2 separate regions of the Homo sapiens genome follow, and region 1 is linked to region 2. A link is a loop called in an ENCODE intact Hi-C map of the cell type or tissue named here. Cell type or tissue: heart left ventricle. All regions are shown on one strand. Links, peaks and the distances in the headings refer to the core of each region. The heading gives the core; the rest is flanking DNA. Region 1 overlaps GNG12-AS1 (GNG12, DIRAS3 and WLS antisense RNA 1). Region 2 overlaps GNG12-AS1 (GNG12, DIRAS3 and WLS antisense RNA 1).

Region 1 (16,690 bases), core at 4,833-12,832, 70 kb after region 2:
ATGAGGCAATGGTAAAGGGTGGCAGAAGGGCTTATTTTAGAGCTTGGTGAATTGGTGCCACCTAAAGAAGGGAATTCCACTGAATGCCCCAGTGGAGAATCATTGCTCAGGGAAACGTGGAAGAAGCACAGAGACACAGACTCAAGGACGTGTGCAGTGCCTTACTGGAGGTCTTCTGACTTTTTTTCTCTCTCTCTAGTTGCTTCCTCTAACATGCTCTCTTTTGTCTTTTTTTACTTTAGCCTTGGGACTAAGAAGACAATACATTCTAAGTAAACCCTATTAGCTTTTCCTCCCTGACACCATCTCACTGAAAACGTCTTTCACCCAGAGCACTGCTTCTGGCCTGGATGGGACTTTTATCCTCTTTCGTCTCTTTCTGAATTTGACTGAGTTGACTTCTCTCTATCCAACTCTTTCAAGAGGTTTAATCCAGAGATCTGGTCCTCTTTTCCTCCCTTTCTTCTTTCCCCGCCAGATCACTTCTTTGGGATGGGGATGTGGAAGAGGAGAAGAAAAGAGCTGAAGGGGCATCACATTCTTGCTTCAGACAATTTCTTAGGCTTAAGGGACAACAATTCAGCTCAAATTTTCCCCATGCTCAAATTTTCATTTCTATTTGGAGGTGCACGGTCTTAGAGATTATGTTGCAGACTCCACAATTCTGGCAGGTAGCTGTGGCTTGCAAAGCTCTCTTTCTCCAGCTCCATCTCCTCTGTGGGCACCCTCTGAAGTGCCAGCTACCCTGTGGACACTGAAGGGTGAGGGAACATACCATTCTCCCCATCTCCCTTTGCTAGTACAAATCTCACCAGGTCTAATTCAGTCCTACCTTTCCTAAGAAGGCTTTTGGGACCTCCCGAGCCAGAAGTGATTTCCCCTACTGTGAATTCCTGTGGCACTTAATGTCTGTATCACTTAAATGGCCCACCATCTCTGTAGTCTGTGAAGAACTGTCATGACTATCAGAGATGCTCGCAGACAAGGCTGTATGCACGTGATCAGACAAACATCTCTACCTTCTAGGTGCAATGCTAGGCATAGACAATGCAAAGATGATCAAGAAATGGTCCCTCCTTTTGTAGGCTTTTATAATCTAGGAAGGAATACACAAATTTAGCCACATTTTCTCTCTGTACACAAACCCCCTGGTTGAATCGAAGGGTGGAAATATTATCATTTGGTCCTTTTGGGGTTGATCTCACCTAATTCCTGAACTAGTAGGTGTGACTTGGGACCTTTGATAAGGTACATGTTACCTTAAGTCAGGGCAGTTTTTAGATTAATTCCTTGAGACAATTAGTTTCATGGGATAATTCCTCATGGAAATATTCCCTACTTTCTTTTCTTACCACAATAAAAAATATCAACTGGGAATGGTAGCTCATGACTGTAACCCTTTGGGAGGCCGAGGCCGAAGGATTGCTTGAGCCCAGAAGCTGAAGGACCAGTGTGAGCAACAAAGTGAGACCTCGTCTCTACAAAAAATTTAAAAAGCAGCTGGGGGTGGTGGCACGTGCCTGTGGTCCCAGCTACTCAGGAGGCCGAGGTGGGAGGATCACTTGAGCCCAGAAGGTTGAGGCTGCAGTGAGCTATGATCTCATCACTGCACTTCAGCCTGGGTGACAGAGCAAGACCATGTCTCAAAAAAAAAAAAAAAAAAATCACACATACAGAGCAAACAACCATCACAACATCATACTAAAATACAGCTTAACAGAAAATGTTTTATAAGATATATATTTCACATTAAATATGCAAACCACATCTAAACACTGAGAATCCCTGGGTGATCTGTTTCTAAAACTCACTCACTCTGCTCACAACTGCTACCCTAACACTCATAACAGTTGGACCCACTTCCAAAAGCTGGGGTTTCCAAGTTTCTTAGCTGTTCTACCTCTGCTGTATATGTGTTGATTTTGATTCTCTTCAACCTGTTGTAGAAGCAGCTATATCAAGATTTTATGTTGCTCTTACCCACAAGATGCTCCAAGTATTCAGGTTGAGCAGAAAATACCCACTGCGTCTAGAAAAACTGTGCCTCTGGATCCTCCTACTTTTAAGTCTCTTCCTCCACTTTTCAGTTTCTCTCCCTTTGGTTCAGAACTTTAAAGTCTGTGCATATTCTTTTAAAAGGTCATGTCACTGGCTAAAACTCTTCCTTTTCTGTTCCATCTTAGATATGTTCACTCTCTTTTCTTCTTTACTTGTGCTTAAGAGTCATTTCAGGTTAAGCTTGGGCCATTCTCCCAGCCTATTAATTTCAAAGGATTTGTCTCTACACATAGCATCCCTATAAGATGGCCCCCTCCCACATAAATCCCTCCTGTTCCAGCCCTTACTCATTTGTCTCCAGTTCTAAGTTATCCCTCTGGCACCAGAATTCCTGTGGGGCATTCTGATTCACTCATAGTACTTACTACTTTCTGTCTCCATTTAGAATTACTCAGCCCCATAGCTGATATCCCTATTATATTAAAAAGTCCCTGGGAACAGGATCTATGACTGACTCATATTTCTATGAGTCAGTACCTAGTACAATGCCTGGCTCATAATAGGCACTCAAAAATTTTCGTTGAATGAATTGATAATGAAAAGATGGATGGATGGATGGATGGATGGATGGATGGATGGATGGATGGATAGATGGTCAGGGAACGTGAGGCAAAATGAAAAAACTTTGGAATTAAATTCAGAAGAACGGAGTTCAGATCCAGTTCTACTCCCCTCTATATGACCTTGGATATGCCATTTTACCTCTTTGGATTTCAATTTCTCCATAAGAAAAATGAAAATATTGAGAGCTGCCATACCTAAGGTTGTTCTGAAGATCAAATCAGGCAATTTGTGAACTATAAAGAATCTTAAGAAAAATACAAGGAATCAAGTGGTGATTTGCAACCTTTCCACATGAATTGTATGTAAGGTATTTAAAGGCATCTAGATTATTTCTTAATTTGTATGTGTATACTTCCCTCCTATTACACAACACTGAATGAATGTTCTGGTACCATCATAAGAACACCATGATCCTAAGCATTGTGTTAAATACTCACAATCTTTAAGCTGAAGACTGAAAATATAAAGACAATTAAGTACATTACCATAAACCACCCTCATAAATTGTACTCCCAGTAGCAAGTAAGAATGAATTTTGAGAATTAGGTGAGTTTACAATATTGTTATCTTATATTACAAATAGATTACAACATCTTACACCACAAATTTGTGTTGAAAAGCATAAATTGTGTTTTACACTGTATTGCTTTTCTCCTTCCTCCTTGGCAAGAGTTTGATGCTTTGCTTACCATAGAAAGAACAACATGCATGTCATATCTCCCAGGCCTTATCAGCCTAGAGAGGAAGTAGGGACATGTAACCAAGCAGTAGTTCTCTGGCTCTACCTGTGATTTCCAAGCTTAGAGGACTTTTAGGGGACTTAAGCAGATACTCCCTTCTGCTCAGATCCTAGGTCTCTGGATCACTGTGCTTTTCTGCCATTGCTGGCTTGGCACCCTTCTCCTCCTGGAGTACACAACTGAAGTCCAAATGGGTGTATCTCTTACACACCTGCTGGTGACTCCAAGGATCACTAGGATCTATGTTGCAGCTCCTGGGAGGTAACCCAGGTCCAGCTCACTGACTAGTCTTCCATGATTCTATCCTTCTGAAATGTGGCCACTTCAAGCCAGGTGGAAAAATACTCCTTACCTCCAAGGCAACTCTATTCTTGTTTCCACTCCCCTTTCCAGGTCTTGGGCAAAAATTCCTGGAGCAAAAGCAAGAACCCACAGAAGAGTAAGTAAGATACGCCCTATTGTAAGTATCCCCCAATAGGGATCATTTGTCCATATCCAAGCCTGCCTCTTTCAATGGCCTCTTTTCTTAAATTAAGTTCCTTCACATGAAGATCCCTGGACAAGTGGACATACCCCACATGGACCTATCCTTCTCAATATACGAACAAGCACCAATGTATGTGTATACCTCCCTCCCATTATACAACGCTGAAAATGGGTTCATTATGTTTCAACTGTGCTAAGTAAAGGCCTTTATTCAAAGCAGATTTCGTAAGATTTTAGACACAGTGCCTTTTTAAGAATCTGCCCGTTTTCCCCTCTCGTGGGTGGAGGCATTACGGCACAGTGTTCAAGAGGATGGACTTAAGATCCAGAATGCCTGAATTCAAATTTCAACTCAACCTTGAACAAGTTTCTTACCCCTCTAGTGCTAGTTTCCTTATGCTTAAAATGGGTCTTTAATAACATATATCTCATAATGTTGTTTTGAGGATGATCAAAATTGTTTGTAAACTGGATCATAAACCAAGCCTCAAATAATTTTGAAGTAATGAATTATTCAAAGTGTGTCCTCTGGAATTAAGTTAAAAATTAATAATGTAAAATTACTTGCTTGGAAATTAGGTAACCCATGGCTCAAATAGGGTGCTCAAGTTTTCCCCACTTGTTTTTTTTCTGTTTTTTGTTTTTTGTTTTTTGAGATAGTGTCTCACTCTGTCACCCAGGCTGGAGTACAGTGGTGCAAATCTCAGCTCACTGCAACCTCCACCTCCCGGGTTTAAGTGATTCTCATGCCTCAGCCTCCCCAGTAGCCTGGATGACAGGTGCGTGCCACCATGCTCAGCTAATTTTTATATTTTTAGTAGAGACAGGGTTTTGTCATATTGGGCAGGCTGGTCTCGAACCCCTGACCTCAAGTGATCTGCCCTCCTCAGCCTCCCAAAGTGCTGGGATTATAAGCGTGAGCCACTGGGCTGGCCCCCCACTTGGTTTTCTAATATGCACTTGTACCCCTCAATTATCAGTAAAAACTGCTGAAGGGAAAAAAAAAGTTGCCCAAGTAGGGAACCTAATCAAGTATAATCTGAGTGAGAAGGCTCCCTTACCCATCACATGCAGAAAACTGAGTGAAATAGGATACTTACAATCATTGCTTGGGCTTCTTTAATCATGTAGAAGCATATGTTCACACTAAACATGAGAGTCACTCCTCTTACTACACATATTTGCACAAGCTCACAACTAGGGCGTGAATTTCTATAATCACTTTCCAAGGAAACAAGCACGTTTTGCAGATTCCTAAAAATGAGGGTTTATAAACAAAGCACAGTTTACCCAGTTCATGCTTTTCTGTCCAATAAATATGGGAATCACAAGAGGGAAAAATCAGGAGACTAAAGATGCTATTTCTGCTTCTCAGATTTACAGACTGGAGGCCTTGCAGGGCAGAAAGGTGCTATCTGACTCACCAGTGTGCTAGCTGGAGGACTGTTTAAATTTTTCCAATTTGCACTTGGCTGGGACCAGAACATTTTGTATTTGCATCCGTGCCCAGCATTTCTGTCACCACATATGATAAGGATATATCTCCTAGGAAACACGAGAGATTGATGATAAAAAGTGAATCATCACCCAGGGTTATGAATTAGCCAATCCTATTCCACACAACAAACATTTACAGAGCAATTATATTTAGTTAGACACTGGGCTAGGGCAACGGTGCCACTAAATGTAAACATCCAGGTGGCTCATTATAGAGAAAGCATTGAATCCTCACATCAATTTCACAGACAGGCTGATATCACAGATAAGACATGAACAATGGACATGGAATTGGAAGGCCTGTGTCCTAGTCCTAGCTCTGGCACTTCTTCACTGTGCATCAGCAGGTTAAGTTTGTCACACAAGGGAAAAAAGAGGAAATCATGCCTAATCCATGTCCAGCCATTTTCAGTGAGATAATGCATGTGAAAGCTGTTTTAGTAAAGTTGAGGAGGTTATTTGTGTAATACTGTGAAATGATCTCCAAGAAAGTATTGTTAATTTTTTTAGAAAGGGGTACAGAAAAAATGCTCAATTTTTGTAAAAAAAAAAAAAAAAAGATAGAGAAAGGAAGAAAGCAAGAAAAAAAGGAAGGAAGGGAGGGAAAAAGAAGGAAGGAAGGAGAAAGACAGAAGAGAGAAGGAAGGAAGAAAGGGAGAAAGGAAGGAAGGAAGGCAAGAAAGAAAGAAAGAAAGAGAAGAAGGAAAGAAAGAAGAAAGAAAGAAGGAAGGGAGAAGAAAGAAAGAAAGAGAAAGAGAGAAAGGGAAAGGGAGAGAGAGGAAGGAAGGAAGGAAGGAAGGAAGGAAGGAAGGAAGGAAGGAAGGAAGGAAGGAAGGAAAAAAGAAAAAAAGAAAGAAAGGAACATCTACGTACTGTTAAATGCATAGAATATGTTTGGAGGTAAACACAAAAAACCAGTAACACATTGCTAATCCCTGAGAAAAGCTACAGTGTCTATAATAATGAGAGAGAATTTTTACTATATATCATTTTGAACTTCCAAATTATGAACCATAGGAAGTCATTAACTATTCAAAAATAATATTCAGTTTTAAATAGATTTAAATATTAAAACAAGTATTCCTAATATGCTGAGTTTTCCTGTGAAGATCAGTGCTCTCAGTATACTGCAAAATTATATAAGTAGACTTTAGTTATTAATGTAAAATCAGTATATTAATCATGATAGGAAAACTTATTTACTAGCAGGGAACAATACCTTGACCCAACAGAGTCAAATCTCAATGGTACAGTGTCAGCTTTCAGAAATGACACAGAGGCCGGGCGCGGTGGCTCACGCCTGTAATCCCAGGACTTTGGGAGGCCGAGGCGGGCAGATCACGAGGTCAGGAGATCGAGACCATCCTGCCTAACACGGTGAAAATCCGTCTCTACTAAAAACACAAAAAATTAGCCGGGCGAGGTGGCGGGCGCCTGTAGTCCCAGCTATTCGGGAGGCTGAGGCAGGAGAATGGCATGAACCCAGGAGGCGGAGCCTGCAGTGAGCCGAGATCGCGCCACTGCACTCCAGCCTGGGCAACAGCGAGACTCCGTCTCAAAAAAAAAAAAAAAAGAAAAAGAAAAAGAAATGACATAGAGCAGAAGAGACAAATTTTTGGTCACAGCCCTTCAGGAAACCTTAAGTTTTACACTACTAGAAGTCATGGCCAGTGATGATGCTGGGGTAGACATAAGCTAAGCTCTTTTCAGCTCCCTTCTTCAAATGACTCCAAAGGAAACAGGAAGTACATGTTCAATAGTTGGTTGGATGAATGGATGGATCATCCACTCTCAACGGCTTATAAATTCAAAATCCATTAGTTCTAGTCTTTACTCTGAAATGAGAATATGGGACTGAGGCTAGAAGTATAACAGAATTCGTGGTCTTATGAGTCATTGAGGGTCCCTGTCTGTGTTCCCCAGCTCTGAAGCACTCTATTGAAAACTTCACAATTCCTGAAGAATTTCTGAAATGTCCCTAGGATAGATGCTGACTCTAATTGGAAAATTCCTTCACCCAGAATCTCCCTCTTTGATTTCCCATCTACTATTTTACTGCCATTTATTTAGGTCTTCTTTAATTTCCCTCGGTAATGTTTTATAGTTTCTATTATACAGGTTTTGCACACGTTTCTTTTAATATTTAGTATTATTTAGGATTTAGTATTTAGTTTTATACATGTTTCTTTTAATATTTAGTATTATTATAAATATATTGATATTACAAATGGCATATTTTATTTCTAATTGTGTGAGATTCATTTAATTTTATATATTAACCTTGTATTCTGCTACCTTGCTGAATTCACTTAATAGATTCAATAGTGAGAGCTTTTTGTAGATTCCTTTGTATATTCTATGTACACAATCATGTCATTTGTGAATATAGTTTTATTTTTTCTTTTCCAATCTTTTGACTGTTTTCCTTACTTTATTGTATTTGTAGTGCTTTAAATACATCATTCTGGTAGACATCATTTTTAATAAGTCTGCTATAATTCTTATTGTTCCCTGGAATGTTCTCTGAATTCATTTGGAATTTTCTCTTTATGCTTATATTTTAACAATCTGACTATGGTGCACGTAAGTATGACTTTCTCTGTATTTATCCTGCAGGGGGTGAGATTCGTGGATTTGATGATTAATGTTTTCCATAATAAAAGTTGGAAAAAGTTTTGGCCATTATTCATTTTGAATAATTTCTACTTACTTTCCTTAAGTTCACCGATCCTTTCTTTTGCAGTTCCCATTCTGCTGTTAAACAAATCCGATTTATTTTTTCTCTCAAAGAGTGTATCTCTAGTTCTAGAATTTTCATTTGGCTTTCTTCACAGTGTCCACTTTCTGCTGAGACTACTCATCTGTTCACCCATTCTTTCCTTCTTTTTCCTATAGTTCATTAAACATATTCATAAAGGTTGTTTGAAATTCTTCTCTGCTAGTTCTAACATGTGGATCATCTATGGGTCTGCTACTGACCATTTTGGTTTTTTTCTCCACATGTCTTATTTTTTATTGTATATAAAAATATAGTGGAGATTGTAAGATTTGATTTTTTTTCTAGTGCGTGCAAGCTCTTTCCTATGTCTGGTAGCTAAGGTGAGGAAGTGAGCATCCAGTATTCACTCAGCATCACGTTTCACTGGGATAGGCCTCAGCTTTATTAAGATTGAGCTTACCTTAGTTAGCCCAGTCCCTAGTTGTGCTGTAGCTGCAGCAGCAGCTACCTAACTTCTTTGCTTTTATTAGCATTTGAGCCAGGGTGGCTGGGTTTCAGTTCCATCCTTGGATTCAATGACTGCAGTCTCCTGGTTCCAGGAACCATGGAAATAATCCATGAATTCCTTCTGGTTTTCAGTTCTGCCAGTGCCGTATTAGTAGCAATTCAGGTAGGGGTTGAGGAGAAGCATCCGGCTGATCATTCAGGGCACTTTCAGAGTCCAGTGTCATACTTGCCCCACCATCACCAGTAGCTTGATGGATGTCTCTTCTCCCCAGCAAAGTCTTTTGATCTTTGTCAACTTTCTTTCTTCCCACTCATACCCAGATCCAGAGTTCGCCACCTGGAAACCCCTGTAGCTCCCTGCTTGCCGGTGAAGAACGCTTCTCTGTTGAAGTCAGTTCATCAAGGCTTCCTTACATTTACTCTTTGGTAGTCCCGTTCATACCTATGATCTTTGTTTGATCCTGGAGTTACCATGGGTATAGAAGGTTCCTATTTTTACATCTAACCAGAAGTAGATATTATACATATTTTCTCAGTCTAGAGATCCTAATATACAACTATTCTCATCTTAGAATCTATAAAATGTTTACGTAGATATAGATATATAGATATAGGTGATGTGTAGCTGAGCACTTACTCTCTACAATTCACTAAGGTGACTGACTTATTATTCTTCTTCTATAGATAAGGAAACTGAGACATGTAGAGATTAGATAACTTGCCCAGGGACCCCTAGTTAATATCCAAAAGGGCAGGGATTCAAAGTCAGGTAGTCTGATAATAGAACTCACTGTTATCCCCATGTTACACTGAGACATGGTGTCCTCATGATGGAAAGGTTAATGGCCACCACTCTAGAAGCACAGCTCACTTATTTAGCCATCATCTGTAGAATTTAATCTACTAGCTATTTTTTCCCCATTTCCAGGCTGATGTGTTATCCTGGCTGAGAACATTATGTATTTCATTAAATTACACTTTCTTTTGCACAAATCAATACAAAACCAATGATGATTTCTCCAAAAACACACACAGCATTACTGTTCCAGGTCTGTACTTTTCTTCTTCAGCATCATATCCCTGAAAGCTATAGAAGAATCACTTATTTTAACAGGAATGAACCTTTCTTTGTGACACTAATTGAAATATTGTTTGTGTTTCAGAAAATGGCTGAACAGAAAATGTGAAATGTAATTTGCTGGTGCCTTTCGCAAAGTCGCTGTCCACCTTAGGGATGTTTGGCTAGACATCTTTCGGCTCCGTTTGCTTAATTGGAGATTCAGTCATTGGATTTTTGTTGAGGGGGTGGTTAATGCCTTCCGCTTACCATGCCCTCTAGCTGCCCTGTTTAAATCACCCATCAGTCTATTTTGAACTTCTTCCCAAAATCTTTCCATGAGACCTGCCTGCTTTGAGATTAGAGCTGAAGCTGTTGTTCCTCTTGGTGTCAGTTACTTTAACGGATTTCAAATTGATATCCCACTGTGTCATTTTTATGAACAGTCATCCTCCATTCAGACAAGGCCCGCATCTTCTGGCCCTGCTTTATGCCAATAGCTTCATCTCCATTCCACTGCAGCCATCTCCTGACTCCCATGGCCACACCCAGGCCTCAGCATTACCGTTGCCTTGATTTCACCACAAAAATATTAGACTTCAAAATCTCCCAGCCTCACCACAATGTCATGAAATTTTACCTGTAGACCATAAAACCGTCCCCAAACCTTCAAGGATTCAGTATTCTCAGGACCTCACTCCTCATCTGGCTTCACTTTCTTTCCTGTCCAACCTGGATCCCAAGATCAAATTCTTCAAACCCATTGACAACTGTTTCTGCAGTTCCTCTCTCAACTATCACTCTGCTCCATCTGCTTGAATGGCTCTGAACCCTTCGGGAATCCAGCAAGCCTGTGCCTCTGCCTCTGATCCCTGACTGCCAAGAGTAGAGAAAAGCACATACCTTGCAGATTCATGACTTTGTCAGCTGAAGCCTCAGCTCATGAATCCCTTCACTGGACCCTAGTAAGTTCCCTTTTCCACTCACCATAACTTTAACATGGTCATATTTCAGCTAGGATTGTATTTGAGTACATATCACTGAAACCCAAATAACAGTGGTCCAGATATGCTAAAAGTTTATTTCTCAATCAGGTTGAAAGAAATTCAGAGGCTGACAATCCAAGTGTGCTATACAGGTACCACAAAATCATCAGAACCTAGTATATTTTTGCTCTGTCATTCTCAGCAGATGGCTTCTATCCTCAAGATGATCTCATGATCCAAAATGGCTGCCAGTGCACCAGTCATCATTTTCACATTCTAGACAGCAAGAAGGTGAAATAATAACAGAGCAAGTAGGGCACACTGAAAGCTGAGTTATCTCCACTTAAGAAGCCTTCTCGCAAGTCCCATACAGCACTTCTGTTGACATCCCACTGGCTGTAACTTAATCACATGACATTTTGTTGTAAGAAAAGCTGGGAAATGCAGTCTTTTAACCATGCTTGTTGCCAACCTAAACAAAATCAAGGCTCTTACAAGGGATGAAGAAGATAACGTATTTGGGTTAAGCCTCAAAAAGTCTCTACCACATATCCTTAGCCCCTCTAATCCCACACTTAATGCTTCTCATTTCAATCTGATGATTCAACCTTTTCACTAGGAAAGAAACCATCAAGTCTCAAATCTTCTAATATTGCTCCTTTTGACTTTCAACTTACTTGTTTATAGAACTAGCCCTCATTTCCTCCATTTCTGTGTCAGAGGAAGAATTGTCCCTACTCCTGCTCAAGGCTAAAACTTGTGCTATTAACATGTGCAGTTTATTATATGTCAAGTATACATCAATACAGCTCTTTTTAAAATTTAAAGATTTTAAACTCATAAGCTTCTTAATCCTTTACCATCTGTTTTCCATAGAAACTCACACTTTCCACCATCTACTCCCTCCATTCCTTCAATTCTTTCTTCCCTTCATTTCTTGAACATTGTTTTTTGTTTGTTTGTTTGTTTGTTTTTGTTTTCCTTTCTGGTTCTCCACCTGCTTCTTTGACCACATTTGTTCTGTCAATGTTTTGTATTAGTGTATTTTGGAGACTTCTCCAGACTCTTTATTTTGTCCTCTTCTATTCTTGGTTTCCCAGATATTCACATCAATGATTACAGTTCTATTAGAGGAAATGTTATGCTCCTGTCTTCATGTTTCAGGATAAAGAACTTCCATTCCCAAGAAAGAATAGTATTGAAAGAACCCTACTGAATGAACCCCTCCTTTCTCCCATGGGAGAAGTAATTTATCTGACTCCTATTTTTACATAGTCCCTTATAGGGGAGAGGTTGAAATGTTAAAGTCCATGGTTCCCATGTGGCCTGTCCTCTCTCTTTTTGTACCAGCCTGCCTGTGGAAATCACAAATTCTGCTCTTCTCTATATACTACACTGAACTGTAGGTCTGAGGAATAACAGGAATAACTTTAGTAATTTTAAATCTGAAGAGAGCTTTAGGAAACCCCACTGTGGCAACAGATCTAAGCCAGCCTTGTTACTATTGAAACAGATATATTGATCTCCATCTATTGGTATTTGTATTTATTTCTGTCTTGGTCCTTAACTCAGAGAGAGAAAGAGAAATATGGTCTAATACTCCCTTAAGCCCCAGTGGGCCCCAACAACCACATCTGTGCCAACTGCTCCCAGGCCCATCTCTCTGGTCCTGAATTATTATATTTTCAGCTGACCATCTGACTGTCCTCCTCACCCATCCCAGACTTCTGCTATATTATTTTTTGTTTGGCTGGTTTTAAAACATTGAGCTTTATGTAAGCATGATTTTTGAAGTTACAAAATGTATGTCTTTCTTGAGGCTCAAAATTATTAAACATTGGAGAATTGTGTAATTGATAGATTACAAAGTCGAGGAATCTCAGGGATAGGAAGAGCTAAGGAGTCATTTTTTCCATATTCTTGATCTTGAAAAATGGCACAAGTATCCACTCAGTCCCAGGAAGAGGACAAGATGAATGGCAGAACCTCACAGCAGCCTGAAACAAGAATTGGAAGACCATTAAGAACCCAGGTAGCTGCCCTTGTCTCCTTCTAAATTTTCTCATTATTCCAGGAGATATTCCCATGCCCTTCTCGTAAGTACTCCTTTTTGACTTCAGGTTGCTTTAGAAGATTTATATTACTTACAAAAATCATCTGATATTTATCACATTCTTTATACTGTTGATTATTTTCTAGGTTGTTCTTGAGCATGAAACAAATAAAGCACATATTTTTAAGTATAAAATAACATATCCACATTATCCTGCATTTACTTCCTTTTTTTCTCTCCTTCAGATTGCCTGTCCGCACCGCAGAATCTGGAAAACTTAAAAGCTGCATTTCCAGATGTTTTTGCACCTAGGGTGTAGATACAAATTTTGTCCCACCAAATAGATGCACTTGTGCAAAATACAGAAGGCAGAAATGAGGTAGAGGCCTTTTCCCTGCCCCTTTTAGACTGGTTTTCTTCTGGCCAACATTATCTTGGAGACAGGAGCTATTTCTATAGCAAGGTTGCAGTGTCTATTATCCAGCTTCGTTGTGTAGAAAGTAGTGGCAATAGAGGCAGTGGGGATTGTAGTTTCTTAATCTGGCTTTCTGATCCTTGAAGGTGTCATTCAGATTGTGCAATGCAGGTCTTGACTATGGGGTGGTGAGTTCTTCTACTTCTACTCAAAATTTCCAGGGGTAGCTTCAGAGATGGTAACTTCCATAGGGGTTAGGAGTTGCTGTGTTATTCTTGGAGTAAGGATTTTTCTCCTCCCACCTTTCCAATGACTTTTACTAGCAGCTAATTTCCTGCATTAAATCACATCTTGCATAAAATACCTAAAGTGGCTCTTTTTCCTGCACTGAACCCTAACTGATACACTATTCTATTTTCTATCCCCAGCATTAGCAAGGTTAGAATAGGATATGAATCATTTTCATGGCCAGAGACCCAGGAATGCCCAAATCCTGTTCTGCTTATCTTCCCTTCCACTGGAGTTCCTGGGGGAGCTGTCCATGAAAGGAATAATAAATAAAAATCAAAATACCACTTATTACTAGTTTTACGCAGGTTAACACCAAATGCAATGCCTGGTAAAGGTTACAATGGGCCCTTTGACCCCAAATGTCCATCTGAACATCTTATTGCTTTGGCTGGGATAGGCAGGAAGAACTGGTATAGGCAGTTGAAGAGAAGGTAAGACAACAGAGTCATCTAGAATCTGCTAATTCATCCAACTGTGAGAAGGAGGAGGGAAAAAGAAGTCTATGCATTTTAAGGTACAGTAACCTTGCTCACTAGTCCACATGGCTCAATCTACAGTCCCAAACTCTGACCACTCAAACTAACTTCTCTCCCCATGGTGGGAACAAACAAGGAGTTGAGAGAAGGGGGTTGAGCATGGAAAGAAGTCACAGGGTATATGAGAAGGGGCTGGCCAGGCAGAGCAGAGAGGTAAGAACTATTGAATATCCTCCAGTATGTGTTAGTCTCTTCTTCTGCCCCATCATGGGTGTTTTGATGAAGTGTATATTTATTTACAGTTTTGTCTGTCCCTTTGAAGTTACTTGCAGAGCTAAGACTTTCCAATTTGTACAAGCCTGTAACAGGTGAAAGTGTGTGTGTGTGAAGGAAAAGGAAGGAATGGTGATGGGGAAGCTGACCTGTGGGAGCAGTATTGATAAGTCAGAAGGTGTTGATCAATATCATCAAATGTGTATTAACTTTTCATTTTTTTATTAATACACATTGGTACATATTTATGGGGTATATTAGTCCATTCTCATGCTGCTAATAAAGACATACCCAAGACTGGGTAATTTATAAAGGAAAGAGGTTTAATTGACTCACAGTTCCGTTGGGCTTGGGAGGCCTCAGGAAACTTACAATCATGGTGGAAGGGGAAGCAAACACATACTTCTTCATATGGTGGCAGCAAGGAGAAGTGCAGAGTGAAGTGGAGGAAAAGCCCCTCATAAAACCATCAGATCTTGTAAGAACTCACTCACTATCATGAGAACAGCATGGAGGTAACCACCCCCATGATTTAATTACCTCCCACTGGGTCCCTCTCATGACATGTGGGGATTATACAAACTACAGTTCAATATGAGATTTGGGTGGGGACACAGCCAAACCATATCACGAGGTACATGTGATATTTTATTTACATGCACAGAATGTGTAATGATCAGAGTGTTTAGCATCTCCATCATCTTGAGTATTTATCATATCTATGTGTTAGGAACATTTCAAGTCCTTGCTTCCAGCTATTTTGAATTATTGCTAACTATAGTCACCCTACTCTGCTATTAAACATTAGAACTTATTCCTTCTAGCTAACTGTATGTTTTCACCCATTAACCAATCTCTCTTTATGCCCCCACACATATCCACACACTTTACAGCCTCTTTTAACTATCATTCTACTCTCTACCTCCACGAGATCCACTTTTTTAGCTCCTGCATATGAGTGAGAACATGTGATACTAGTCTTTCTGTTTCTGGTTTATTTCACTAACACAGTGGTCTCCAGTTCCATCCATGTTGCTTCAAATGACAAGATTTCATTCTTTTTTGTGGCCAAATAGTATTCCATTGTGTATATATACCACATTTTATTTATTTATCCATTGATGCACACTTAGGTTGATTCCATATCCTTGCTATGGTGTGAGTTTTTAGGATTAATTGGCCTTAATGAAAATACTAGTAGACCCCCTTCTCACTACTGCACTTGACTAATCTTAAAAAAAAAAATACGGGTGGGGGGAGGGGGGGAGGGATAGCATTAGGAGATATACCTAATGCTAAATGACGAGTTAACGGGTGCAGCACACCAGCATGGCACATGTATACATATGTAACTAACCTGCACATTGTGCACATGTACCCTAAAATTTAAAGTATAATAATAATAAAACAAAATAAAAGAATGTTTTCATATAAAATAAATGTAATCATAGCAGATGTAAAGCAAAGAAAGGGAACAAAATAAAAAAAAAATACTACTAGAAACGCTACTAAACTACACAGATTTTTCTGGGAGGAAGAGACTGAGAGCAGAAATCCTGAATGTGCTTTCAATAGATTATTTGACTTAACCTCTCTGGAAGAAAATAAGTGACATGAACTTTAAAATGTTCTGAGTCTACTCTGTACTCTGGAAACATCTCAGAGTTTTTGCCATCTCTAAAGAGCTTCCTGACCCAAACAAATCAACACCAGCCTCTACGCTGGTAATACCTACCTCCTTAAGACATCTCTGCATATTCTCTTTATTTTTGCCTGCACTAAAGAAAAGAATATGTCTTGCTGAAAGTGAAGAAGCTACACTTCCAACTTTTTTAAAAAAAATCAAGTTGACCCTGTATTAAAATAGACAGGAGTAAGTTCATTATCCAGGAAATAAAATTCTGTTTTGTTTACCTTATTGATGGTACTGTTTGCATTGTTGAATGATCTTATGGACTCAAGTTTACAGCCAAGTACTTAACTAGCACTCTGACAACATTTAGGGCCTTACATTAATACTGTCCTTGAGAATATATTCCAAGAATTGTGTCATTTCTATAAGAGATGAAATTCCTTGGGGGCAAGAACTGTCTCATTAACACCTACATCCTTCACAGCATAGTTGTAACATAGTGGACCCTAGAAATGTAGATGAATGGAGAGATGGTGAAATGGATGGTTAAACAGATGGCTGCACAGATGGTTGGATGGATAAATATGTTATTTTTGTTATCTCAATCAACACACTCCTTTGGAAGGGCTTCAAGATGAATCTGTATAATATTTAATTCTGCTGAAAGAGAGACAGGAGTAAACATGGTTATAGTAAAACTCAGACACAACAGAACAAAACGAATTAATATTAAAGTTTTTTAAAACTTTACATTTTGAAGTTAAATGAACCCTACTTAAATGTTTTGCTTTTTATAGTTTAGAATCCTCTTTTCCATTCTTATCTTTTGTACCCTCAAACTAATGCTGTGTTAATATTAGCTCCAAGAAGGGTGTTAGAACATAGTTATGCTCTAGTCTAGAAACTAGCTACACAAAGTATGGTCCAGCAGAGCA
Region 2 (16,690 bases), core at 4,606-12,605:
TGAATACAATGGGAATATTCACAAGGAAAATGTTAAAATACACAGGAAAATATTAAAGTGATTGACCATGCACTCTGATCTTAGGATTGAAGGATATGAAGTCATGGAAAGAGATGTGATCTTTCTCTCTAGATCTGTTCTTCCAAAAGGTGGATTCATGTAGTGGTTAAGAATATAGACTCTGGAATTTGACTTTATGCATTCAAAACCCACTTACTACTGGCTGGTGATCCTGAGCAAGTTACTTGACCTGTCTGTGCCTCTTTATTCTCATTTATAAAAAGGGGATGTTAATAGCACTTATCTTGCTGGGTTGTTATAAGGATTAAATGGGTTAGTATACTTAGACCAGAATTTACATAAAATAAGATCCATTTTAAGTATTATCTATTATTCCTCTGGAAGTCTCCATTTCAGTAACTCTATCTCCATTTACGTAGAAGGTCATTATAGCAACTCGGCAGTCATCCTTGACACCATCCTCACTTCCCACACATAATTCCTCTCAATATCAGATCACTTTTATCTCCAAAATTGATGTAAGATCTCACTACTTTTCTATTTCCATTGCCTCTATGTTAGTCTAAAGCACCATCATCTCTCCCCTAGACCGTGGCCATTTTCTCCTAACTCATCTTCTGGCTTTTTCGCTTGCAACTCTAACATCAATTTTCCACACCATAATTGGGCAGTGTTTCTCAACCTCACTACTGGCATTTGGAGTCAGATAATTCTTTGGGGTTGGGAGGGTATCCATGCATCTTAGTGTGTTGAACAACATCCTTGGCCTCTACAAACAAGATACCAGTAGCACCTTCCTTCTCCCCCAGTTGTAATAATAAAAAATCTCTGCAAACATTGCTAATTGTCCTCTAGGAGACAAAATCACCACAGTTGAGGACCATTGCTATAGGAAGATAGTACACAATCCAAAAAGATACAGAATATATATAAAATAATATGTCTTGAAAAAGATCAAAAGTAGAGCACAGATACCCCAACTCTGATATTGGTCCTCTTTCCATTAGGACAAACTCCCTCCCAATGTTTACGTTAAGAAACACACAATTTGGGCCAGGCACGGTGGCTCACGCCTGTAATCCCAACACTTTGGGAAGCTGAGAGGGGTGGATCACAAGGTCAAGAGATAGAGGCCATCCTGGCCAACATGATGAAATCCCATCTCTACTAAAAATACAAAAATTAGCTGGGCATGGTGGCAGGCACCTGTAGTCCCAGCTACTCAGGAGGCTGAGCCAGGAGAATCACTTGGACCCAGGAGGCAGAGGTTGCAGCGAGCCGAGATTGTGCCACTGCACTCCAGCCTGGTGACAGAGCGAGACGCCAACTCAAAAAAAAAAAAAAAAAAAAAAAAAAGAAAGAGAAAGAAAGAAAGAAAGAAAGAAAGAAAGAAAAAGAAACATACAATTTAATACCAACATAAGATGATTCTGTTATATGACAAAAGAGGATTAAGGTAGCTAACCAGCTGACCTTAAGATAGGGAGTTACCTTGCATTACACTGGTGTGCCTATTATAATCACAAAGGTCCTTAAATTACAATATTATATCATATATTATTAATAGTTATAAATAACATATTAGCAATATATTATTATAATCACAAAGAGAAGCAGAAAAGGTCAGAGTGATGCAATGTGAGATGAATTTGACCTGCTGGCATTGGCTTTGAAGATGGAGGAAGGAACCTTGAGTCAAGAAACACGAGCAATCTCTAGAAGCTGGAAAGGGCAAGGAGACAGATTGTTCCTGAGGGCCTTCAGAGAGGAATGCGGCCTTCTGGCCCCTTGACTTTAGCCCAGTAAGACCCATTTCAGACTTCTGAACTACATAACTGTAAGATAATACACTTGTGTAATTTTAAGCCACTAAGACTGTGATAATTTGTTGCAGCAGCAATAGAAAACAAAATACATAATCTCTTTCTAGCTGTGCAGTCTAAGAGTTAGTTAAGTTCTCTAAACAGAAGTTTCCTCATATATAATAATAACAATAATAATAATAATAATACTTAACCCTCGGCTGATTGTGAGAAATAAATGAAGAAATGGAAATAAAATGACCAGATTAGTTCTGGACTGAATTGTGTGTTGCCCAAAATTCATATGTTAGAGTCTTTAACCCCCTATACCTCAGAATTTGACTGTACTTGGAGTTAAGGTCTTTAAGGGAGTAATTAAGGTTAAATTAGATCACATGGGTGAGACCCCAATCCAGTATGACTGCTGTCCTTATCAGAAGGAGAACCACCAGAAATACTTGTGCACCAAGAAAAGATCATATGAAGACACAGTAGAAGATGGCCGTCTGCAAGCCAAAGAGAGAGGCCTCAAGAGAAACCAAGCTTGTCAACACCTTGATCTTGGACTTTGAACCTCCAAAACTGTGAGAAAATAAATTTCTGTTGTTAAGGCCCACTCAGTCAGTGGTATTTTGTAGGGAAGCCCTAAAAGACATACAGCTGGTCATACTAGAGAGTCAATAATACTAATTCTTATTATTACTTGTTCCTTCTTAATAAATATGGAAAATAGTACTACTTTGTGGGATTGCATTAAGGAAAACAGGTGATATAAGAAACCTGGGCTCTCCTTTTGGCTCTGAATCCCTGGCAGCAGCATCTTGCCAAGATACACACGTCACATGTGCTCTATGTCTTTTTTTTGTGTTGGTATTTTCTCTCTTTTGGTTAATGATGGTAGATTGAACACATGTGTCTTTCTTCTGATCCTTCAGTCCCATTAAAAATATTTTGAAAGGGATTTTCTTTTAAAGGTATAAACCTTTGAGAACATGAGAGGGAAAAAAAAGCAAAAAAAAAAAAATCTTTGAAGCTGGAAGACAAAAGGATAAAGGGCAACTGACTCAGCAACCTCAGAACATTGAATCCTCAGCCAGCAGTGAGGGAGGCCAAAAGCAAGCTGATAGGGACCTTAGAGATCCAGGACTCCATAATTGGCAGCATCAGGGATCTGTGAAAGTGTGAGGAGATGGGACAGAAGTGGGGGCTGAAAACCACAAGATCGGTTGGAAATCTATTTACAGTGCACTTAGACTCCTGGATAACCTCTATTGCTTCTCAAAGCTGACAAGTGCCCCTTTCCTTGAAACAGAATACAGAAACTGACTCTCTGGAGACAGTGAACCAAATGGACTCTGGATTGGTGGCCATCTAGCCCCCATTCTGGGTGTAGGGCAGGGATAATGTACTGGAAACAGTAAGGTTTGATGAAAATCTACATATTGAATTCTAAGGACTCCTTATTCCCTTCTCCACCAGGTCCTCAGAAGGCTGGCAGTCTCCAGGCTAGATATGGAGCTGGGGATGGGAGACTCAAAGAACAGCCTTCTTTGAGTAACCTAACCAGTCAAAGAGAAAAGACACAGAGATACTGATGTTGCTGATTGTGACCCTTCTGCCATGAAGCCCCCAGCCCCACTCATGCTCTTTCAAGTCTCTGGTTGGCTTTTTAATATCCTTCTCTTAAATACATGCTGACAGCCCAAGATTGGCAGATACTTGAAGAAAGACTCTACCTAAATGATGCAGACCAAAACTAATCAACAGTGAAACAGGGAATTTGTAGAAAACAGAAACCATATAGGAAAAAATAACTTAAAAGAGAAAAGTAACTATCATTAATCTTAGGAAGCTTTTAAAGCATGTTTTTCAGCAACAATGAAGTGGGCATCCTACCTCTTGGTGACCAACCCACCTCCATCTCTCTGATGATGAGCCCAAGTACTGGATGTGTTCAACTTCACTAGTTTAGACAGGGTCTGGAGTGAGATGGTTCTGGGAAGTGGAGGCAGAAAAGCCAATGGTCTTATTCACATGAACCTGGTCCACCAACTACAGCTGCTAAATCAGGGGATGAGATGAACAGAGGATGAGGGCCTGAGCAGCTCAGTTTCCAGACAGCATGGAGGGCTGGCAGTTCTGACTGCTTTATGCATATGCACTTAATTTGCTTCCCTGGTCCTTCTAAGTGGCAACTCATTAACACCTCCAGGCTGAGGGCTCACATTTTATACTCTAGTTGAATATGCAGTAGCATAATGGAATGTCTACTATGGCTGCCTCTCTGGAAAAGCTGCCCTATTTATTCAGCCACCCTGGAGAAAAGTGGCAGATTTTTTCTTGCAGTGGCAAGAAATACCCGTATGCTGCTTTTAAACACCTTGGAGGTTTAACTTTTTAAATGTTATTCATTTATGCTACTTTGTAACATTATATGTTATATTAATGTTACATATGTAATGATACATGATATTGGGAGGACAGATATTATTATTGTCCTCACTTGGCAAATGAGAAAACCAAGATATAGAGATGTACAAATGATTTGCCTGCAGTCACACAGCTCAACAAGGATGAGGCAGGGAAGTCTACCTTGACTGTAAACCTTGAGTTCTCTCTACCACATCACATAATTATGAATTTACAATTATATTTGCTTGTTTCCATGTGAGTCTAACCCAGTTTAGAACCAGCAGAGGAACAGAAAGATGGTATGGCATTGCTGAGAGTCTGTGAAAGAAGCCATTAAGGTACGGAAAAATTGAGATGTATGACCAATGACATTGAAAACATTAAAAATTTCCTAGAGTGAGATTCTTCTCCAGTAAGAAGCTTGGATGATCTGAGCCCCGGTACTGGGAGTGGGATGCAGAGCTGAGCGCTACAAATGTAGTTATAAGCCGCAGAGTTTCCTTCATCACAGGACACTGATCACGGGAAGTTTGGGGCCGAGTGAGAAATAGGCTTTATCTCTTATGACTACATTCAGCAAGTGGAGAATGATTCTGGGGCAAAGTCCAGGTGCAGCAGGAAAGAGTACCATGATCAATTTGCAGTGTCTGTCGAGGACTCAGGAGGGCTTTGAAAGCTGTGGCTAAGAGTGTGTCATCCCAAGGCAGGAGTCTGTCAGATGCTTCCTCCAGGATGATAGAGCTCTCTGCCCTCCCTCCACTTGCTTAAAAGCAAAACATAGATTTACAAAGGCAAAAGATACCTTGTCCCCTCTCCACCAGGGTGAACACAGGTTAACCACTGAAGACAGCTTTAGACCTTCACCACCTGGAAATGATACCGGAGGGATTTATATTAACAAGCTTTACAAACCAGCCTTTATCTGCCATTTGTTTACCTTTCCGCACATTGCCAGCTGTAGAGATTCAAAGCCCTTTTCCTTTGTCTTGTCACTTCTCTAAAAATGTACTGTTTTTTGAAAATGCTACTTAAGCTGGAATTCAAAGCCACTTCTTCAAGAACTACTCATTCTCTGGGTATCTCTCACATATATGTGACATATGAATGTTAATAAGCTTCTAGTTGTTTTTCTCTTGTTAAGCTGCCTTTTGTAACAGGAGTCTGTTTCATCTGCAAACCTATGGGGGTTACTATTTTTTGCCTACATCACTATCATACTTCTTGTTGTGTGTATGTTAGTGCAGGCATGTGAGGATATGAGTGTTTTGTTGCCTCCTCTTTGCCCCGCTGGTGAAAGAGGGAGTGTTGCCCTAAGACTCTGAGAATAGCCAAGCACACAACACCTGACGTTGGACCCATGCGATTGACAGCAGTTCATTAGTCACATATACTGACAGCCTGGGGTAGAAGGCACTGCATACCCTGCAGGACCACACAGGGGTTATACTCAACAGAATGAACAAACAGGGCTTTGGGAGGCAGGCTGTGTTGTGACAAGGGGGTGAGGTGGCCCCTGATTCCTGTGGGAGGGTGTACTTTGTTGTTTGAATAATTCCATGGGCTGGTAGGGAGGTGAAACCTGTTATTTTAGGTTGAGGGCCAGGTTAATGCAACTGAGCTGGCTGATAGAAGAATCTTCCCTACTGGGTGCAGGGCAAGGGGCACATCTGACAAGAGGAGGGGGACACAAAGTTAGGCCTCCAGGACTCTGTGAGGCTCAAAGATTTCAAGGCAGCTCCAGAAATTTTAAGCCTTCCAATACAGCATGTGTAAAAGGGGGTGAGGGAGATAGTGAGCAAGATGAATAATCCTCGAGAGTTTAGTAGAAAATAAAGAAGGGTAAGCAGATTATTACTTACTATGATAAATGTTAGGGTATGGGAATGTTCCTGTGGGGACCTGTAAGCAGGACATCTAAGATTTGGATTTTGTTTTTGAGGGGATGAGGCCAAGAAAAGTAACATTTTACCAGTGGTGTGCTGGTTGAGAGGAGCTGGCAGTATCCGGGTCTTTCAGACTCCTAAGCCAAGCTCCTCTCTCTGCTATACCAGAATGCCTTCTCCTTCCAGATTTATCACATTTATTAGCACCATGCTTGACACATGGTAGAAATTCAATGAATCTCTTTAGCAGGAATGTATTCCTTAAAGCAAGTCTAAAGGTATGTGGTGAAGCTCAACCAAAGGAAGGCAGGGAAGGTTTAAATCTGTTAGGTTAAGGAAAGGAAGCTAAGAGGCTTTTCTTTTCTTTCCTTTCCTTTTCTTTTCTTTTACTGGACACCTCCTATGTATTTGCAGTCATTCCAGTAGGCACTCAGCAGGGTCTGTAGTTCATTAGGGTCATATTCCACTGGAAAGCACAAACAAAAAAACAACAGAGAACGATGACAAATGGGGATAGGTGCTCTAAGGGAAACTAACTGGTCACAAATATAGAGAAAAGCCGGGGGAGGAGAAGGGGCCCTACTCTGGATTGCATGGGGGAAATGGAGAAAGGTCTTTCTGGGAGGTAAATTTTAAGCAGAGCCCTGAAGTATAAGAAAGACCCTTGAATGTGAAAAGTGGATGGTCCACTGATGCAGGCAGAGGAATTGGAGTGTGTAAGGACTCTGAGGCAATAGAAACTAGAAACATCTGGGAAAATGTGAGACAACTCACATGCCAGGAATGTAGAAAGCAAAGAAGGGAATGGACAAGAAAGAAGCTGCAAAGGTCAGCAGAGATACATAGACCGTGACAAGGAGTTTGGATTTTTTTCTGAATGCAGTGGAAAGGTTGAAGGATTGTAAGCAGAGGCAGTCCATAGTCTAATTTACATTCTAACAAGATCACTCTGGCTGGCATTGAGATAGACATATTATAAGTGGAGGAAGGACAAAGACAGTAGCAAGCAACTGGTGAGGAGGGTGTTAAAGTTAAGGCAAGAGATGCTGGTGGCCTCTTCCAGGTGATGGTGGAGGCGGGAGAACTACATGGTTTTGAGATATCCTGTATTTCAGTGGTGGAATCAGTAAGAATCGCTAGTGAATTGGATGGTAGTTGGAGTAAGGAAGAAAGGAATTCAAAATGGTACCTAGGCTTCTTACTTGAGCAAATAGATTGATGGTGGCACCTTTTTTGGAGATGCAAAAGACTGGAGGAATGAGGTTTGGCAGGAAAAAATCAAGGCTCACAGACAATGCAAAAATTAGTAACTTGCTTAAGGCCACATAGCTAAAGAATGAAAGAGCTTGAATTATAATCAATCCTGTGGCTCTATTTGTAAGTAAATCATTACAAATTTACCATGGTTCAATCTTGGCAAAAAGGAAAATAGATCCATTATGATTTAGAAGCAATTACACGAAGCTGCAGTCAAGCCTTTGCTCTTTTGGAAATAAACATAAGGGGAGAAAACAGGATAAGGATTGCTGTTGATGGACATTTCAGTTGATTTCATATCTTGGCTATTGTGAATAGTGCTGCAAGAGACATGAGGAGGCAGATATCTCTTCAATATGCTAGTTTCATTTCCTTTGGTTATTTACCCAGTAGTGAAACTGTTGGATCATATGGTAGTTCTCTTTAAGATTTAGAATAAAAGGAAGGAAAGAAAAAGTGGACTAGAATCACAGTGGGGCAAAGCCAGCTGTTTCCACAACACCCGTTGCTGTTCGCTACCCCCTGACGGGCTCATACTTCCTAGAGCCTGGGTACTGCATGCCAATGAGGCCACCCTCCCTACACAGCCCTGCTGGCGGCTGCAGCCTCCTGAGTCTGGGCCAAGCTGGTCTGAGTTGGTCCTCTCCTGGCTGTCAGGTTCCTACCCTCGGAAACCTCTCCATGCTCAGCCAATCGCCCTCCCCAGACATTTCTGCCACTAGAAGCCTCAGACACCCTATGATTATCGAAGAGAACCTATGGATGGCCTGAGAGGAGGTAGAGGTCTGTGGCTGTCCACACCTGCCCCCAGACATTACCTTACTGAGACAGAACATTTCCAGAAATGTTAGAGATTGGGAAACAAGTACCAAAATTCACAGAATTAAGGGCAGAACTGAAATAAAAACTTTTAATAGTATTACAATAATGGCTATAGTTTATGGACCACTCATTGATGCCAGATACAAAGCTTTAGTCACACTATCTCTATTAAGCCTCACAGGCACCCCAGGAAGCAGGTATGATTAGGATCCCCATTTTGAAGACAATGAAGGAGGCCAGGGAAATGAAGTCTCTGTCCCCATGTCACATAAGGAGTTGACAACAGACCCAGAATTCAAACCCAAGTCCAACTGAGTATAGAGCCCTGACACTCAGGTTTTGTCTTGTACTAAATTCCTGGCACCCCTGCACCTTGCTCACAGGTCTCAACCCTGATGGCAGCTATATATCACATACTGGAACTTGCCACTTGAATTAACTAGACACTCCCAGTGAAGGTAATTGTCAGTGGCTTTAAAAATCAGAAGCAAACATGAAAACAAGAGTTTCTCCAAAGGTTAATTAATTCAACTCAACCTATCAAATACTTCTTGAATATCAACTCAGTAATAGACACTGGTTTAATTCTGCAGGGAATGTGGGGGATAGCGGGAGGGGTAGACAAGACGCCAGAAAGAGGGAATAAAATAGGAAGGCATTTAGTCCTTATTCTCAAAGAGCTTTTTCTGTAGGTGAAAACATCCAGTGATCAGAACTGGACCTACACAAGTCTTTTAAATAACTTAGCTGGGGGAAAAAAAGTCAGATAAAAATATTATCCAAAATGAACGCAAGCCAGGCTGACATTTCACTGGGCTCAAGTGTCAGGGACAGCGATACATACCCCAGTCTCCCCGGCTCTGCTCTGCCTCACCATGGTAACCGCCAGGGCCCTCATCTGCCAGATGGTTTTTTTATATCCTCTGAGTGTAGCTGGGGAGGAGGAGAAAATGCATGACTGAATGGCTAAAGTACCCTCACTCTCTCTGCAGCCCAGCAGTCCTAGATATGTCTCTCAAAACGAATTCCCTTATAAGCAACACATCTTGAGGAAACTAATAACTCCCACTGTGTATCAGAAAATGACTGTCTTGAGCAGATACAGAGCAAATCCCAAGCATTCCAGCCTGTGGGACAGAGCTGCAATGGTGTATTAGTTCGCCAGGGCTGCTATGATAAAGTACCACAGACTGGGTACCTTAAACAACTGCAATTTCTTTTCCTATAGTTCTGGAGGCTGGAAAATCCAAGATCAAATTGTTGGCAGGGTTGGTTCCTTCTGTGGCCTTTCTCCCCGGCCTTCACATGGCTGCCTTCTCACTGTGTCCTCATATGGTCTTTCATTTATGGGTGCAACCCTGGTGTCTCTTTGTATGTGTCCACATTTTCTCTTATTATAAGAACACCTGTCAGGTTGAATTGGAGCCCACCCTAAAGATTTCATTTCAACTTAATCACCTCTTGAAAGGTCCTATCCAAATATAGTCAAATGCTGGGGTACTCAGAGGTTGACACTTCAATGTATGAATTTTGGTGGGACAGAATTCAGATGGGGCGGGGAGAGTCAGGATCTTATATGGGTGTCCTCCTATAATACCCATCAGGTCCTGGTCCCTTCCTTCAATCATTTGAGGGGCACTTGTTAAAAATTCAGATGCCTAGGCACCCCAGAGACCCATTCACTGGCCTGGGGGTAAAGCCCAGGAAGCTTGGGGATTCCAGAGATGAAAATATCCTTGACCTCAAGAAGCTTCCAATCTAATAAGTTGACATGTACACAATTACACTATAGCATTGCAAATGCTTTTTACTAAGACAGAAACTAGATTAAATGGGAACATTACCTAAACAGTGGTGAAATCTTCCTAACGCAGTCAGAAGGGGCTTCTCAGGGGAGAAGACACTTGAATGGAGCCTTGGAGAAGGCAATAAGAAGGTTCTGCCAGCAGAAAAGACAGATGTGATCATTCTAGAAAGAGGGAAGAGCAAGTGCAAAGGCATGGAAGACTAAAAAGTCTTGGTACTTTAGTAGAACAGTAAATAGCAGTAGAGCTGGGTCTTAGGATAAGGGGGCATAGGGAAGGAGGCCATGGGTAAGAAGCAGTAGAAAATTCTAGAAAAGTCAGTGAGGCTAGGATTATGAAATGGCTTGTGGGTCAAGCCCCAGATTGGACTGGCTTTTATAGAGAACAGGGAGCTGCTGGAAAATTTAAACAGGGAAGTGACTGGTCAGATGTGCATTTCAGAAAGATCATTCCATGGAGGTATGATTCCACCACCTCTCTCCCCCAACTTCCAGCATGACTGCCTCCACTCTTCCTCATGCTCCTGAACCAGCAAACTTCCTTAAAGGCAAATCCCATCATAGCCCTCAAGCAAAATCCTTCAAAGATTTTCCATGGCTTTAAGAGAAAAGGTCAAACTCCTTAATGTATAGGGCCCTTCATGGCTAGACTGTACTCAGCCTCCCCTCCATCATCATCTTTTTTTTTTTTTTTTTTTTTTTTTGAGACAGAGTCTCACTCTGTCACCCAGGCTGGAGTGCAGTGGCGGGATCTCGGCCCACTGCAACCTCCAGGCTGGAGTGCAATGAGGCAATCTCGGCTGACTGCAGCCTCCACCTGCTGGGTTCCAGCGATTCTCCTGCCTCAGCCTCCTGAGTAGTTGGGATTACAGGTGCCCGCCACCACACCAAGCTATTTTTTTTTTGTATTTTAGCAGAGACAGGGTTTCACCAGGTTGGCCAGGCTGATCGCAAACTCCTGACCTCAGATGATCTGCCCGCCTAAAGTGCTGATATTACAGGCTTGAGACACCACACCCGGCGGCCTGCTATCATCTTGAATCAGTGGAAGTTCTCCAATGTATTTTGGGTTTCTTGGCATGTGCTCTTTCTAATGCTCTAAATGTTCTCTCTCTACTACTTGTTGTTCCTTCCTATTCACCCTGCAACACAGTTCAGACATCCCTCCCTGAGAAGACCTTCTTGGTGAATCCATGGTTCCTCACGAAAACATTGGGCTCTACCTATGATTATCAATCGCATTGTATTTTAAACAGTGTATAATTAACCCTTTTTTCACTACATCATGAGCTCATTCAAAGGAACTATATATAGTTTTGTTGTTGTTGTTGTTTTTGAGATGGAGTCTCACTCTGTGGCCCAGGCTGGAGTGCAGTGGCATGATCTCGGCTCACTGCAACCTCCGCCTCCCAAGTTCAAGCAATTCTCCTGCCTCAGCCTCCCAAGTAGCTGGGATTACAGGTGTGCGCCGCCAAGCCTGGCTAACTTTTGTATTTTTAGTAGAGCTGGAGCTTTACCATGTTGGCTAGTCAGGTCTCGAACTTCTGACCTCAAGTGATCCGCCTGCCTCGGCCTCCCAAAGTGCTGGGATTCCAGGCATGAGCTACCATGCCCAGCCCAGAAACGATGTTTGATCTCTGTAATCCCAGTGCCTAGCATAGTACTTGCATATTGTCAGAGCTCAATCAATTAATTAAATAAATAAGCATTAAAAGATGAATGAATGAAGCCCAGTGGGCAATAAGAAACTGGATTCTTCCTGATTCTCCCACTAGTCTACTATGGGACCTGGAGAAATTCATTTCACTTCTCTGGACTTCATCTTTTCCATTTGCATTATAAGGGTATTTGTCTAATCTTGAATCTCCATGCCAATTCTAATATCTTATGACTCCCAGCCAAGGTACCAGCAGCTCTTGCTTTGTTTTTATTTTTGTTTTCCTATTTCAGAAAGGCTTCAGTTTCCCTCACTTCCAGGGGTCTAATCCTTGCCACTTGTCAGCTATGTCAGTCACTATATTACCTCTGATCCAATCCTTACTTTTGCATCTTTCCCAGATTCCTTCCTGGCCTGTGCTTAAGCCATTAGCTTTGCCTTCCTCAACAAACCCTTTTCATCATCAGAGCCTCAAAGCAATTTTCTCCCTTTGTGAAACTTTCCCAACCATGCCAGCCCCTAGAGCTCCCTCCTGTCTAGGCATTGATCACCACAGCAGACAGAGAAAAAAGCTAAAGTATCACTGCATCAAAAGTAAAGGAACAGAGGGGTTATTCATTTATTTAACAAATATTTGTTGAGCAACCTCTGTTTTCTTGTATTGTACAGTTGCTAGGGATACAACAATAAGCAAAATATACATAGTCCTGCCCTATGGAACCCATGTCTCTGCAAATGTTGGACAACAAAAATGACAAATATGAGCACATCACAACAATCTATTAACTGAGGAGTGGGGAGAGATGGGAGAGACTATTACAAAGGGGTCACAAGAAACCTGCAGGGATAGCAAGATCCTCATTATCAAAATTATGGTGATGCTTTTATAGGTTTATACATATGTCAAATATGTAAAATACATGCAGTTTTTTGTTGTCAAGTATACTTCAATAAAGCTGTTAAAAATAAAGTCATCAGAATGAGGATGGAAATAGGATTTTTTGTGTGTATGTGGTGTGTGTGTGTGTGTGTGTGTGTGTGTGTCAGGGGTGGGGAAAACAGGAAATTGGCAGGAGGCTTTTTAAACATTGGAATGGAGAATAAACCTGCAAGATATTTCATCATCTTAAATATCAGAGCTTAGAAGTTGTTTAGGGCCATACTTTCAGTTTCCACTTGGGGATCTGAGGCCCAGAGGGCTATGATGGTTTTCCAAAGGTCCTATAACACATTTCTGGTCATTAATACTATGAATAACACCTACCTTCACTTAAGCAAACACTAAGAACTAGGCACTGTAAGAGGTGCTTGAAGTCCATTATCTCACTGGTCCCCACAATTTCCCATCTAAGTAGACATCATTATTTCTTCGTATGAGGAATGAGAAACCAGGCTTAGCTAAATACCTTGCTGAAAGTCACATGGTTAGAAAACTGAAGAGCTGTGATTTAAATCTAAGTTAGCCTGAGTCCAAAGACTGAGCTTATTTTATTTTAATAGAACCAAACATTAATAATTATCTACAAAGCATTTTGTTCTAAGTAGAAGGTGAATATTATATAAATTTTGTTTTGTAAAACACTGGGCCTTTGGGATGATGAGAATGTTTTGGAACTAGATGGAGAGGATGGTTGCACAACACTCTGAATGTACTAAATGCCACGGAAATGCACACTTTAACGTGGTTAATTTTATGTCATGTGAATTTTACTTCAACTAAAAAAATAGATGTTTAACTTCAGTAGAAGTAAAACACGTCTTTCTTCATCATTAAAATCAGTGAAATAAAGTTATTTCTAGCCCTATGTTTTATTAACAGAGCTATTAATTTGAAAGCCCTCTGGAAATGAGTTTTCTTAAGAGCTGCAGAATAATAATATACAGCAAATTAGAGCACATTAACAGAGCAGGGGTACGGCAGAGAGAGCTCTTAACCGCAGCTAGCCGAGCTTCATGGAGTCAGGTGGGCTGGGAGTTTACCCTCCATATAACCTGGTGGGCCTTTTTGCTGTTTGAAAGCTTGGTTTCCTTAAAGTGAGGGTAGTACAATCTGTTCTGCTTGTCTTAAAGACCTATTGTGAAGCTCATATCAGAGAAATAGCTGGAAGCTATTTGTAAATCTAAAAATTGAGACAAAATTGAATCATTATCATTATCGGCAAAACACCGTAATTTGAGTGAAAAGCTCCTTCATTGCAGGGTGCCTGGTAAAGAGCAGAGGTGATGTTCACAGCGCATCTAAGGGAATCTGACAGGCTCTGTGGCCGTGAGTCTGACAAGCTATCACTCTGACAGGCTCTGTGGCTCATTTGTTCAATGTGATACAGCAAAAGTGATACTGTGCCTGTTGCTGGTGTCAGTAGTTAAGAAACTGGAAGCTTCTAATTTCTGTCTCTTTTGGTTGGTCTGGGGAAAGCCAGTCACCATGTAAAAAGTCTGACTATCCTAAGACCCTCCTGATATGTGGAAGCCCAAGCTAGCCATGTGGAGAGGCTTGGTAGACAGAGAAAGAGATGCTGTTCCAGCCATTTAAATCCAAGCACCTGATATGTGAGGGTACCACTTTGGACATCAGCAGATGCAATGTGAGGAAAAATGGAGGAACTCAGCAGAAAGTATAACTGAAGCCCTTGACAGACGGCCCTAGTTGAGCTAGCTCTCCTAGTTCTTGGGGCCACCCCAGCTAAGGCCCCAGTCATTGTGAAGCAGAGATGAGTGCACTGCCTAAATCCTTCCCCACAGAAGCATGAACATAATAAAATGGTTGCTGACTGACTCCACCGACTTTGGGGGTGGCTTATTATGCAGCAATAGATAACTAGAACACTGAGAGAGCAGAAAGCATAGGGGTCATAGAAAAAGATTAAATTTGATTCCAGGCTCTTCCACGTACTTATTGTGTGCTCTTGACCACCTTAATTACCATCTTTGAGCTCAGTTTCCTCATCTATCCAGTAGGAATAATCACACATACATTGCAGGATTCTTGTAAGGAATATACAAAGTGTATGCAGACTTGCAGCTGTGAAGAGCACTTAATAAGTGGTAGCTATAAGAGATACCATTTTAATTCTTGCTGAGCTTTCAGTCCTCCTTCATGGAAAAAAGTAGAAACATTTTTGGGAACCTTGCTGCAATTAATTTTTTAGTCTGATTTCAGTTGAATGTAAACAAGCCACCAGGTTGCTTTCCTAGTCAGAGCCCTTTGCAAGGACTGTGTCCTGCTGGCAGCTGCTTTTCCCTGGGGGTGGCACCTCCCACACCCCCAGCATGCCTCCCAGTCCTCCTTGTCCCATGTCCCTTTGAACCTGAAGCTCTTTGTTAGATATCCAGGGCTGGAGTACCCCAAAAGGCTTCCAGAGTTAGGAACTATAGGTCAGGATTACAGTGTGGAAGTTCAGTCCTTTTGACCCTTCTAGCTAATTAAGCTCCTGGCTGAGAGTCTGGCAGAAAGAAATGAGATTCTGATTTGCAGCCAGCTTTAAACTAGAAACTCTGGCCAATCAGTTCCTGTGTCACAGTTGTCAGTCCTGGATGGGGCCGGCCTGGATCTTTGGCGATGATATTTGGCCAAATATCTGCTCAAGCTTTCTCCTCTGTCCCTCCATTTGCTTTCTCCTATCATAGCTGCTGTCTGGCAAGGGGACAGTGTGGGAGAGCAGGCTGATAGCCCACCCTGCCTCACCCCCAAGGCTCTTTAATTTCCTGTCCCTCCAAAATCCAAGCAGTCTCGTAGGACCTGTTTAGAAAAACTGATTTATCAGTTCCAAATATCAACAGCAGTATTGCAGGGGATCAGGAGCAGCCAGGCTAAAGACTGGAAACGTGGCTTCTTTCTAAGTGTATCTATTTAACCAGCCAGACGTTCCCTCACTTCTTGTTTCCTCCTCCTATAACAAAGTAAAATGGGGAAAAGATGAGGAGCTGAGGGAACAGAGAAAGTGAGAGAGACCACCCCTCTTGGGCCTCAGGCCTTGCTTGCCGCAGACACTTGAGGGACCTGAGTGGCTGTGAGCAGCCCGAACTGCCACCCTCTCAGATAAAAGGTGTCATAGTTGGCCTCTGCCCTATTAAAACAGCAGTGAAGCACTGCAGTCTTCACATTTATTTCCCCCTCTTCCTGTAAACACAGTAACCCCTTAATTAGTGCCCAGCCGTCTCTGACATCAGACAGCAGCTCTCCTATGGGCAGCAATCCATTTAGCATCAGCTAAAACCGGCCTGGCTTCCAGGAGCAATTTGGGACCCCAGACAGCTTTCTCTGGAAAGAAAGAGCCAGAAGGGAGCCACAGCAGTGAAAAGAGAAAAATGTTCACATCAGCAGACCACAGCTAATTTTCTCAGGAGCTGCTGGCTGTTCACACAGCCCTGAGAGTAGCACAGGGTCATGGGCAGGCTCACTGTGAGGCACCCCTTCCCTCTGCATCTCCTTGAAGGGAACTCACATTTATTGAACCAGGGGCCTTAGAGAACCCTATTACATGTGTCCGCTTTTATCTCCAGTTTGTAAAGGAAGAAACTGAGGCTCAGAGAAATTTTCATCACATAGTATATTTGTTTCAATTAAGAAAAAAAGAAAAACAGTATACCACAAACTGGGCTACTGAAAACAATTCAAATTTATTCTCACAGTTCTGGAGGCTACAAGTTTAAAATCAAGGTGTCAGCAGGGCCAACCTCTCAGAAACATCCAGGGAAGAATCCTTCCTTGTCCCTTCTAACTGTCCACAGTTGCCAGCAATCCTGGGTATATCTTGGTTATAGTGGCATAACTCCAACCTCTGCCTCTGTCTTCACATGGTCACCCCCCAACCCCAGCACCATCTCTGTGTCCAAATTTCCCTCATTTCTAAGGACACCGGTCATTGGATCAGGGCACACCCTAGTCCTGTGTGACCTCATCTTAATTTGATGCACCTGTAGGGACCCTATTTCCAAATAAGGTCACATCCGCAGGTTCCAAGGCAGATGCTTTCAACCTAGTGCAGCTGTAAACAACCAAGCTCAGATGGAAGCGTAGGTCTGTCTGAAG

What was found. A loop is a pair of places that touch in the nucleus more often than their neighbours do. Peaks named below come from ENCODE experiments on the same cell type or tissue, not always from the same donor. Only the 100,000 strongest peaks of a DNase experiment are listed, where the experiment ranks them.
Region 1: a loop joins it to region 2, with 3 times the contacts of the local background. A loop is called at or near these places in 4 of 110 quality-filtered maps.

Annotation. Positions count from the first base shown.
Region 1 is chr1:67,869,073-67,885,762 of GRCh38, reverse strand. The region is part of intron 1 of GNG12-AS1 (GNG12, DIRAS3 and WLS antisense RNA 1); the gene reads right to left. Among named protein-coding and RNA genes, the nearest start is that of GNG12, 44 kb to the right of the region's middle. In heart left ventricle, for the core only: no CTCF peak of the experiment used is centred there; no DNase peak of the experiment used is centred there.
Region 2 is chr1:67,938,551-67,955,240 of GRCh38, reverse strand. The region is part of intron 1 of GNG12-AS1 (GNG12, DIRAS3 and WLS antisense RNA 1); the gene reads right to left. LOC124900403 (a long non-coding RNA gene) reads right to left here and starts at 1,090. Exons shown (of 3, transcript XR_007066162.1): 1 at 1-1,090. In heart left ventricle, for the core only: no CTCF peak of the experiment used is centred there; a DNase peak (open chromatin) is centred at 7,970; H3K27ac peaks cover 1,719 bases.